Regions from separate parts of the Mus musculus genome. Here region 1 is linked to region 2. Evidence: chromatin loops called from intact Hi-C (ENCODE). Cell type or tissue: heart. All regions are shown on one strand. Links, peaks and the distances in the headings refer to the core of each region. The heading gives the core; the rest is flanking DNA. Region 1 overlaps Slit3 (slit guidance ligand 3). Region 2 has its middle 18 kb from the start of Gm25799.

The links. A loop is a pair of places that touch in the nucleus more often than their neighbours do. Peaks named below come from ENCODE experiments on the same cell type or tissue, not always from the same donor. Only the 100,000 strongest peaks of a DNase experiment are listed, where the experiment ranks them.
Region 1: a loop joins it to region 2, with 7 times the contacts of the local background. A loop is called at or near these places in 16 of 42 quality-filtered maps.

Annotation. Positions count from the first base shown.
Region 1 is chr11:35,405,151-35,410,532 of GRCm38, forward strand. The region is part of intron 4 of Slit3 (slit guidance ligand 3); the gene reads left to right. Among named protein-coding and RNA genes, the nearest start is that of Gm46277, 120 kb to the left of the region's middle. In heart, for the core only: a CTCF peak has its summit at 2,642 (motif pointing left); a DNase peak (open chromatin) is centred at 2,801; H3K27ac peaks cover 1,948 bases; H3K27me3 peaks cover 26 bases.
Region 2 is chr11:34,878,387-34,883,768 of GRCm38, forward strand. No RefSeq gene overlaps it. Among named protein-coding and RNA genes, the nearest start is that of Gm25799, 18 kb to the right of the region's middle. In heart, for the core only: a CTCF peak has its summit at 3,315; no DNase peak of the experiment used is centred there.

The sequences.
Region 1 (5,382 bases), core at 257-5,256, 530 kb after region 2:
GAAGGAGTAGAGAAGAAGAGACCGTGACCCAGATGTTCCCAAGGTCACAGGACGAACATCCTGATGCACCTGCAATGGACACCTGACTTACGTGATTTGGTCTGCTGGCCTGTGGTCAGCTCATCAGCGGAGATCCGCCCGTTCCCATCCTTAGCAGAACTGAGTCAAGAATCCTCCAGCTTGGTGTGACAACAGAGCACTCACGAGAACCTTTAAACAGTCAGAAGGGTGGCCATGGAAAGGGTCTGCAGTGTAGACTTACATTTCCAGGCTACTCTCCTTAGCCTCTTGTGCCTCTAATGTGTCAGCTGTGTACTTATTCCTAGGAGTATTGGGTGAAGCAGGCACTGGAGCACACCCCACCTGACCTCTCATTTCTTATAAGAAGGGGATTTGAGCTTGGGACAGGTGTAGAATTTATTGAGGGTCCAGCTCTGGTGTCTGGCAGCCTAGGGATCAGGCTCAGACTCTCACTGGCTGGCTTTCAGCTTAGTTTCTCCCACTTTTCTGCGGCCACGGGACAGGAACTAATGCTCTCCTTTTCTGTATACTTTGCTCATGATGCTTTAGAAACTCAGACGGAGTATCCCTTGTGCAGAGTGCTTGAGATTGGCATAGGTTGGGATTTGCAATGGGGACAAATTTTGGAATCTTTGCCTATACATGAGATGTCTTGGGTCAGGGCCTAAGTCTATAAAGATATAATTCATTTATGCTTTATATACACAGGATGAAAGGATTTTGATAGTATTTTAGTACACCAGCCCATCACGGAAACTCTGGTGTGGCTATTTCCACTGTGGCTTCACACAGTCACTCAGTGCAGTCCAGATTGGAGATTTCAGCTGGGTTTAGGAGGCTTAGTCGGAAGTGAAGGTCTGCTTGTCCTATCATTACTTCTTCTCGTGTTTGCCCAGCTTGGTTAGCATACAGAGCCTCGTATACAGAATGCCTCTAACCAGAGCACAGGCGGGAGGTTAGCTGAGACTTGTCACCCCTCACTGTCTTGTGTCCTCTCTAATTACAAGTGCACACAGTCCCCTGAAGACTGGAAAGCCCTTGCTGCTATCCTCTGAGCAGTTTGCTGCCCCCAAGTTTGTAATTCTGTCTGGCTCAAGAGTGACTTGAGCTGGTTCCTTCCTCTCTTGCAGTTATTTTTACTCCCTGTGGAGTTTGTTTTGGAAAGGCAGTTTTTTAAAAGTTTCCCTCTCTAACAAGAGTTTTGTTAGATTTTTTTTGTAGACCCAAAACAACAACAACAAAAGACCATTTCTTAAAGATACATACTTAGCTTATTCATTCATGCCTGGATTTGCCTGCTCTCCCTGGCTTTGTCAAAGGGCCATTCTTCCTCGGTGTTTTCCAAAGCTTTCCTGTTTTCAGGAGAGCTTTCTAATAAAACCCCTGAATGCAGTGGTGTGTCTTGCAGCCTCCTGGGCTCGGGGCTTTGGCAATGTAAATGTCCATTAGTTTGGCAAGCAAGAGTTTGCTCCAGCAGGATTTGTTCACAAAAGAGACATGCAGAAAGGTTGTCAGGCTAAAGTGAACTGTGAGGGCAGGCAGCTGGAAGTTGGAAGTGGGGAGAGCATTAGGGGGGGTCCTAGAGAAATCCCTGACTTCTTTAGGAGGCCCATTCCAGAAAGGCAGCCCTGGCTCCACATTATTCGCTTGATTCTCACTGGCCCTAAGGATATCCCAAGCGATTGTCTTCCGACCTGACATCACGGTACTTGTGTAGCTTTCTGTCCAAAGAGTCCTCAACTAGACAGCGTGTGGACTGCAGAGTACCTTAACTGTCTGTAAATAGTAGGCTGAAAGTTTCCTTCAAGTGAGATCGTCTGCTTCCTCACAGACTGCTCTGGGTCACTGTGTTCTGGGAGCCCCTTTGCGGTAATGTCTAGAAACCCAAGACACACCCCTCCTTCTTTCGTGCCAAGGAGATAGAGAGACCTGGGAAAGAGCTGAGGATAGGGCACAGAGTTCTCGATCTCTCCCCCACCAATCCAGCACGATGGGCAAGCCTAGTCTGTTCACCCCATGCCTTGAAATCAGAATGTTGTCTGTGATCCTTTCAAACGTTGAGCATTTTGTGTGCCTGTGTCGCTGAGAATGGAAGAACCACACACCAAGTTTAGAGGAGTGCAGCACCTACGTCCTGAAGCCAAACATCCACATTTGCCTGGGACTGGGAGGTTTCCCAGGACATAAGGATTTTTCATTCCCAGTAAAGTTTTCAGACAAGATGGTCACTTTAGAGACATCAGACTTCCTGACACCTTAACACGGGCGCCACACCCAGTGGGCTTCCTGCTGGAGTCTGACTGTTGGGATAACTATTCCAGTAAGAGGGGTAAATATATAAGCCATGTTTCTCAAAGATAACACCGTGAAGCCCTGGGCTGATTCACTCTGCTTCTGGTTAACGTGTACAGGTAGGAAGCTCCCACACATGTGACAGGAACCTGTGGGAAAGGATGAATAATCCCCGACACTCACCACCAAAAGAGGAAAATTAAAAATAAGTATCTGGGTGAATATATATATATATATATATATTCGTATTCAAGTCACTTTTATCTCTATTCTGCAACCAGAAGCTTCCTCTGTCTTGGATAGGCTGCCACCGTGTGGCCCTAAGCAGGCATGTGGGAAAGTAGAGGAAAGCACAGAGATGGGAATCGCCTCAGGCAACAATCAGTAGGGAAGGCAATGAGCTCAGTGCTTGTGCAAAGACTCAATTATATTGTCCAGGGCCTGGCTTCCCCTGTGGACCAGGATAATGCTCCTGGACTTGCCGCACCTCTCCAGCCCTAAACATTACGATTGCCACAAAGTTCACACATATAGAAGCTGAGGCTGGAGCTAAGTTACTCTTTCACAGTGACCTGGCACAGAGCCAGATCTCAAACCTGAGTTGGTTGGCCGTAAAGCCCTTGGCCTCCACACCAGGCATACTGGAGGGGAACCATCACAAATGGAAAAGGGGGGGATGGGATGGCCTGCGGGAGCCAGCTCTTCTGGAAGAGGTAAGCCTGACTAATTTAAAGGATGGATGGGTGCATCAGGAGAGAATCCAGAATCCAAGGTGTGGAACCCAGAGCAGAGAGGGAGAAATAGGATCCTCTGCTGAGGTAAAGGTTAATGGAGGAGACAAGTTATGAAGTAGCCAGTGAGGCATGAGTAGGAACCCGAAAACAGCTAGGAACGGGAGGCCGGTGGACAGTGTGCTCAAAGTCCTTACACTGTAGACTGCGTCTTCTAGCAGCAACGAGTACCTGTGTGGCTGTTGACTTAACACTTGTGAAGCATTCAATCCACTTTTGATTTATTGGTGGAAGTTCTGTGAACTGTGCGTTCGGATAACCCCATTACATATAGGAGGAAACAGCCAAAGAGAGGTGGCCGCCATAATAAAAAAGGGACTCACAGCTTGAGGGAAAACAGTTGCTTTTGGTGGAAAGAGCCATCCTCAGTCTGTCGGTGAGAGGCAGTAAGGGAAGGTGTTTGAAGTTGGGGCAGCTCAAGGACACAGAAGGCGAGGGTCTCAGTGTTGGTGATCTGGCTGGTATTTGTGTTGAAAGTCTCCTCCCCATGACAGGGATGGTGGCATCATCCAGTAATTCCAAACTCTGGCTTTATAGGCAGAAACCTGAGGATGACAAGTTCAAGGCTTGCCTTTGGTACAGACAGAGTTCAAGGTCAACATGGACAACTTATCGAGACCCTTTCTCAAAAATAAAAAGTGAAATGAAGTGTGTGTGTGGTGGGGGGGGGGTCTAGTTAACTAGTAGAGTACTCGTCTAGTATTCGTGAGGCTCTAAACTCTACCCACAGTATTAGAAAACAACAGAAACAGAGGAAGCGGGAGGAACTGGAGAGGCAGCTCAGTGGTTAGGGACATTGGCTGCTCAGGTTCCCTCCCAGCACAAACATGATGGCTAAGCCAGCCATAACTCTAGTTCTAGGGGGATCAGATGCCCTCCTCTGACCCTTAGGGCAGCAGGCACACACGAGGTATATATACATGCAGGGAAAACACATATAAATAATCATATACATAAAATAGAATAGATATCAGAGAGAGAGATAGAGACACTTCCTGCCACCTGTGAGGGTTGGGACCCACCTTTCCATCTCCATGGAGAGAAGGGGGATGGACTTGAGAGGAGTAACCATAGCAGCCCAGGTATTCGCTTGCCCTTGTTCCAGTAGGGGGTCCTTCCCAGACTACCAGCCTCAGGCAGGTCAGTTCTCTCTCACCCACACTTTCCTTACCTGGCACATGGAGTTTATACATTTGTTTTTCCTCTTGTTGCACAGTATAGACTTGAACAGCGTGGAGTCTAGGACCATCCCGGGGTACATCGGGAGAATCTAAAAAAGACCGGGACTCGGAAAAAGTTTCCAGTGATCATGGAACCAAGTGTGCGTCTTTTGAAAAGTCTCCTTGTCCACACCTCGCATGAAAATTGTTAAAGTCACGTTTGCTTTGTGAGGACAGGGCGTGTTGTTCAGAATGCTTCACAGGAGCAGTCCTCTGCTGACAGCTTTGCCTTTATGGATGGCGCGCCATACTGGCAACAGAGAACGCACGCACGCATGCAGTACATTATTGTGTTTTGACACCGGGGAGAGAGCACATCCACAGACATTTTTGTACACTATCCTGTTAGAAATGTGCTTTGTGTTAATCCCCTACTGTGTCTAGTTTCTGAATTAAACTGTATCGTAGGAAAGTATATAGAGGTAAAGCAGTCTAGATAGGGTTGGGTGTCACCCATGGTTTCAGACACTTTTGAGTAGAACCCTCATGGATAAAGGGGGCACTTCTGCGTGTGGTTGGATATCTTGAGGGTCAAAGTTCCAGGGGAAAAAACTCAGCTGGCTTTGAAGACAGGTGATTGACTTATGTGTCTGAAAGCCTGAGTAAGGCGTGATTGAATTAGGACATCCAGTGCCCACTTTTCTGTCTCCCATTGTACACTGGCAAGATGGCCATCAGAGCTCAGCAACCCCATTCCTCATGAACCTCATGGTTTCCTCATCCTGCAGACACAGTCCCTTCCATCATCTATGGTGAGCATGTGACAGAGAATAAGAAGCTCTGATTGGTCATGCTCAAGACCACGTGCTTCTCCCACATTTGCATAGGAACTGAAACTGGATAGACACAGTTCTATAAACCACAAAAGTCAGAGGGGAAAAAACACAAAACAAAACAAAACAAAACAAAAACAATAAACAACAAACCAACCAGTGGGGATGCAAAGCAGCCAACCAGCAGGTAATTAGAGCCACCAGGATCTCCTTCCACCAGGAACAGTATCCCTGCCTCAAGGTTGCTGCTCCCAGTATTGGCCTGTGACAGCTGAGAGATGGTAG
Region 2 (5,382 bases), core at 261-5,260:
ACATATTGTGTGAGTTCCTTTGTGTGAATGTGTTAACTCACTCAGGATGATGCCCTCCAGGTCCATCCATTTGCCTAGGAATTTCATAAATTCATTCTTTTTAATAGCTGAGTAGTACTCCATTGTGTAAATGTACCACATTTTCTGTATCCATTCCTCTGTTGAGGGGCATCTGGGTTCTTTCCAGCTTCTGGCTATTATAAATAAGGCTGCTATGAACATAGTGGAGCATGTGTCCTTCTTACCGGTTGGGACATCTTCTGGATATATGCCCAGGAGAGGTATTGCTGGATCCTCCGGTAGTACTATGTCCAATTTTCTGAGGAACCGCCAGACTGATTTCCAGAGTGGTTGTACAAGCCTGCAATCCCACCAACAATGGAGGAGTGTTCCTCTTTCTCCACATCCTCGCCAGCATCTGCTGTCACCTGAATTTTTGATCTTAGCCATTCTGACTGGTGTGAGGTGGAATCTCAGGGTTGTTTTGATTTGCATTTCCCTGATGATTAAGGATGTTGAACATTTTTTCAGGTGCTTCTCTGCCATTCGGTATTCCTCAGGTGAGAATTCTTTGTTCAATTCTGAGCCCCATTTTTTAATGGGGTTATTTGATTTTCTGAAGTCCACCTTCTTGAGTTCTTTATATATGTTGGATATTAGTCCCCTATCCGATTGAAGTGGGAATTCTTGCACAGACAGATTAGACAGAGATGTAATCTGTTTCCTATTAAAATATGTCTTAGAAATAAGGGCATGTTTGGGGAAAACAACTCAAGACAAAATGCGATTGAATAACTTTCCACTTGAGCTTCAATATCTACCTTACCCCATCTTGGTCAGGCAGTGATTGCTAAGTCATATTAATAAAAACAAGATAGAAAGTTGCATGTCATGACACTTATCTTTCTATTGCATACATCATCCTGTTCAGCGAATTTAAAACCTGGGCACACCTTTAATCCCAGCATTTGGGAGGCAGAGGCAATGGGCTCTCTGAATTCAAAGTCAGCCTGGTCTACAAAACAAGTTCCAGGACAATCATGGCTGTTATTTAAAGAGACCCTGTCTCAAAAACAAACAAACATACAAAAAAAGAGAGTTTGAACATTGAAAATTATTCCTTTGATTTCTGAAAGCTCCCGTTATGCTGAGAAATAAGCTAATACCCTGCTAGAATGTGATTCACCACCCCCATTCCACATCCTCATTGACAAGAGCATTTTAACACTGTAAGCATGTATGGATTTTATAGCTCTTCTTTGCAATCTCCACATGTTCTAAAACATACATGGAAATTTCCACAGGGGAGCCTAATCCCACCTATCACTTTGATATACCAGGCAAGCAGACTTTGTGGAAATTGTTTTGTTGCAGACGTCATAGAAGATCAACTCCCACTGCCTTGTGTGATTTGCTTATATAGAAGGAAGCAGGAACAAGTCTCTTACCACATCTTGACAATGGGGCCAACCTTAACCACACTATTATCATCTGCCCCCTGATGGAGATGAGTCAAAGAGATGTCTCAACAATTCCAACTGTAGCCACCTCCAGCTTTCCTTTGCAGGCATTGCTCTGTATTTATGAATAAATGCACTTTTGCTGACTTGCTTCTGGAAAACATTATTAAATGGGGAAGGGGCTTTCCCATTGCTGGGCATTCCTTCATGCCAGCAAAATATTCAAATCACAGAATTCTGAATTAGTGTTTTTTTCAGTTACAAAGATATCCCTGTAGACATAAGTATGAGTCATTCGAGAATTATTGGTTTGATTCTTGTAGTTGAGAGAAGGGAATGAGGCGATTTGAAGCCCACATGAAATTAACTATTTAATTATTTTCTTTTGAGACTGTGTCTATAATAGAATGGACCCGACTCCCCAGTCTACCTGGGATAACCACCGTGAGCATTCTGAAGCATATTGTTGAATGCAGGACCATCACGAGGCTGATATTCCTCTGCACTCACGCTCCCTGGCCTTAGCTGCTGTCTGGGAATCTTTGTAGAGTAGCTAGCTAGCTGCCTCTCTGGGGACCATACACAAAGACTCACTCAACTCTACATGGACCCCTACACAGATGGGCTCTCATCTCAGGTGAGCACTCATATATTATTTCAAACCTGTGTCTAGGCAGATTTTCCACACTCTCTTGAGCCATAAATAATTGAACTTCTGGTGATGAGAACCAGGTCTAGGGCTGTCTACTTCTCCTAGACTAGCCCTGTGGATCTCACTTCCCTTCTGCATCTGCACTGGGGGGCATGGTGGTGAGTATACTTCCCCTCCACTTTCCCTCTGTGCCCACTAGCTCATCACCAGAACGAGGAAAGGCTTTTGTTTAAAAGAGAAAAACAGACCCATGAACTGAAATACGAGATCACCCACAACCAGGCAACATGGCTTTGATAATTTCCTAAAGTAAGCCTAATGATTTAATGTTCGGGCTCTCCTATATTATGTTCCTCTCTATTTACGTTAACAATTGGGAAGGGATTAGATTTCTATATGTATTACAGATGTGACTAAGTTATGATTTGTTGCTGGGGTTGTGGTCAGGGTCAGGTGTTTTGAAGTTTGGGGCTTCTTATTCAAGGAGTTCAAATAAAAAGCCCACACACATGGCAAGTGTATCTAGAAAACTTTATTCAAAGCAAAGCTCTAGAATAGGTCTGAATATCCTGCAAGAGGGCAATGGGTCATGAGAATGAAGACACTCAGGAACTCCAGTTATTATTTGGAGTTTCATTTTAAGGACTTCACAAATGGGAGGAGGAACTTGGGTGATAAGGGACATGGAGAAGGTGGTTCTCTGTTTTTATTGACAGGTTAGGCATAAAGTCTTTTTTTCTGCTATACACGTCCCTACCCATGATGCATCTGATTTTAATCATATCTGCACCCAATTCTTCAGAGGCATAGGAGATTCTGCCTAAATAAATAAATAAATAAATAAAACTCATGTTAGGGCAATTTTGCCTTGTTGTATATATACCACAAGCCAATTTAGACTGGATTTCACTCCAGATTTTTGTACTGGGACATAACTGGGAATATGTTTAAGTAGAATCTATCCAGGGTACTAGGGTAGGGAAAAATTAATTCCCTTGTTCGAAGTAGAATGTACAGGTGAGGACCCAAGGTCACTAGGTGCATGGATCAAGGAGGAGTATTGGCGCATGGTATGTGCAGGCAAAGAAGCTAGACTCTCAGCTGCATTATTAGAATAAAGATAGGATGTAAAAGGGTTTGTCTATAACCCAAACAAAGTAGAGTCTGAGGTTGCTAAACCGTTCTCTATGCTGGCTCACCTCAACAGACCACTGGATGTCACTCTTAAGCTATGCTAGCATAGCTCTAGCTACAATAACAGTTTCCAATAGTACATTCAGATAGTACGTTAGGAGACACAGCCAGGGATAGACATCCCTAAAACCGCTCAACTGGTGCATTTGCAGGATCAGCTACAGCAAAGTTTACTCGAGATTCCTCTACATTTTCTCTAACTTTCTTCTTAGGAGCCATTAAGAGGGCTAATAATCAGAGGACATCCCACCAGTATCAAAAGACACGTCTATCATTCAACATCTTCATTAGCTGCATGCTACAAGCAGGGCCTTAGGAAAATGAGCAATAAAATTGACAGACAAGAAGAGGTGAGTTTATAGCATGCACACAGTAAACTTACTAGAATCTAACTGTGGCAGAAGAGTGTGAAAGGAAACTAATCTAAATCGGGTGGTACTGTGGCTTGGCCTTCCAGATGGGTGTTGGAACTGAGTTGCCATTGTCACACTGTTAGAGGTGATTCTCTCATGAGGACTGTATTGTCCTGGATGCATTAAAGCCATTATTTGGGGTGGATTAGTTCTTGAAGATTGGCTTTGTTACAGAGCAAGTTCTTTTTGTGTGTGTTCTCTTTCCATTTGATGTTCTCTACCACATTACAGTCTCTCACCTGAAGGCGCGTCAAACATCAATGCCAAGATCTTTGCCTTCTCTGCCTCTAGAACTGTAAGAAGTTTCTTCAACGTGCAAATTGCCTGGTCTGTGGCTGTCAGTACAGCAGTAGATGAGTCAGAAACTCCATCTGTCCATTTGACTCAGTGACCTTGTGCCTCAGAATGATCGAACCCAACTCTGGGATCAGGGGTCTGCAAACTCTGTTCCCCAGACTTCATTGTGGGGAGCTTCTGGCTGGATTATATCAACTTGAAGGGTAAGAGGCAGAAGGTGCTCTCTGTCTCTTCCAGCTCTTCTCAGCTTCCTTCCCATTGGACTCAGACAGGACTGAGACTTAACTCGGCATTTCTCCACCTTTCTGTAACGTAACCCTTCTTCTTAGATCCACTGGCAAGCATGTGATGTGCTCCACAGAGACTCTGAACCATCTTACCAAGGACCTTAGTGATCTGGACATTAACTGTGAGAACCCCACTACTACCCCAAGTGTCTGACTTTAGGAATATCAGGTCTTCTCCTTCAGTCCTCCAGCTTCAGTATCTTCTCAAGGCTACCTGAGCAGTTCTGTTACTGATGGTGGATTTGAATCTGATCTTGCCAGGTTCTTGGAACTGAAACCAAAGACCACACAGATTTGCAAAGTGGCAAAGAGATTATGTAAAATCACAGCAACAAAGAAGGCCTGAATGTCCTGCAAGGCAACAGCAGGCCACATGAGCGAAAACAGTCAAAAGCCCTGATTATTGTTTTGAGCCTTCAAGAATTTTATGGAGTTCAAGAGTAAGACAGTTGAGGCTACTAAGGAGTAGAGTGAGGGTGGCTCTCTGTTCTCCTAAAGTCACATAATTATTTTCTACTGCACATATAATTTCTCATGATTTTAATCACAGGAACCTTCAACGATGCATAAGCAAGAGATGGGAAACAGGGTTTTATCCTTAAAGTTTATTTGAGGACAGTTTTGCCTTAACTACCCATGTGCCCCAAACCAGTTCAAGCCCAATCAGCCTTTCAACCTGCACACATTGGCAATGTAACTGAATAGAAACCATCCACTCCAGGTACTTGTTAGCAGAGGAGAGATTTATCCCATTGTTCTGAGAGATGTGAGTCCACTGTGCTGTGGTATATGCACATAGCACACGCAGGTAAAAAAAGACAGGCTGCTCAGCACATTTCTTTCTTTTTAAAAATAGGGTTGCTGCATTTTATTTGTTGACTTTTAATTGGATATTTTATTAATTCACTTTTTAAGCTTTCCCAGTTTCCCCTCTGCAAACCCCCTATCCCATCTCCCTTTACCCTGCTCCTATGAGTGTGCTCTCCCACACACCTACCCACTCCTGCCTCACAGCCCTAGCTTTCCCCTACACTGGGGCATCAAGCCTTCACAGGACCAAGGGCCTTGTTTCCCATTGA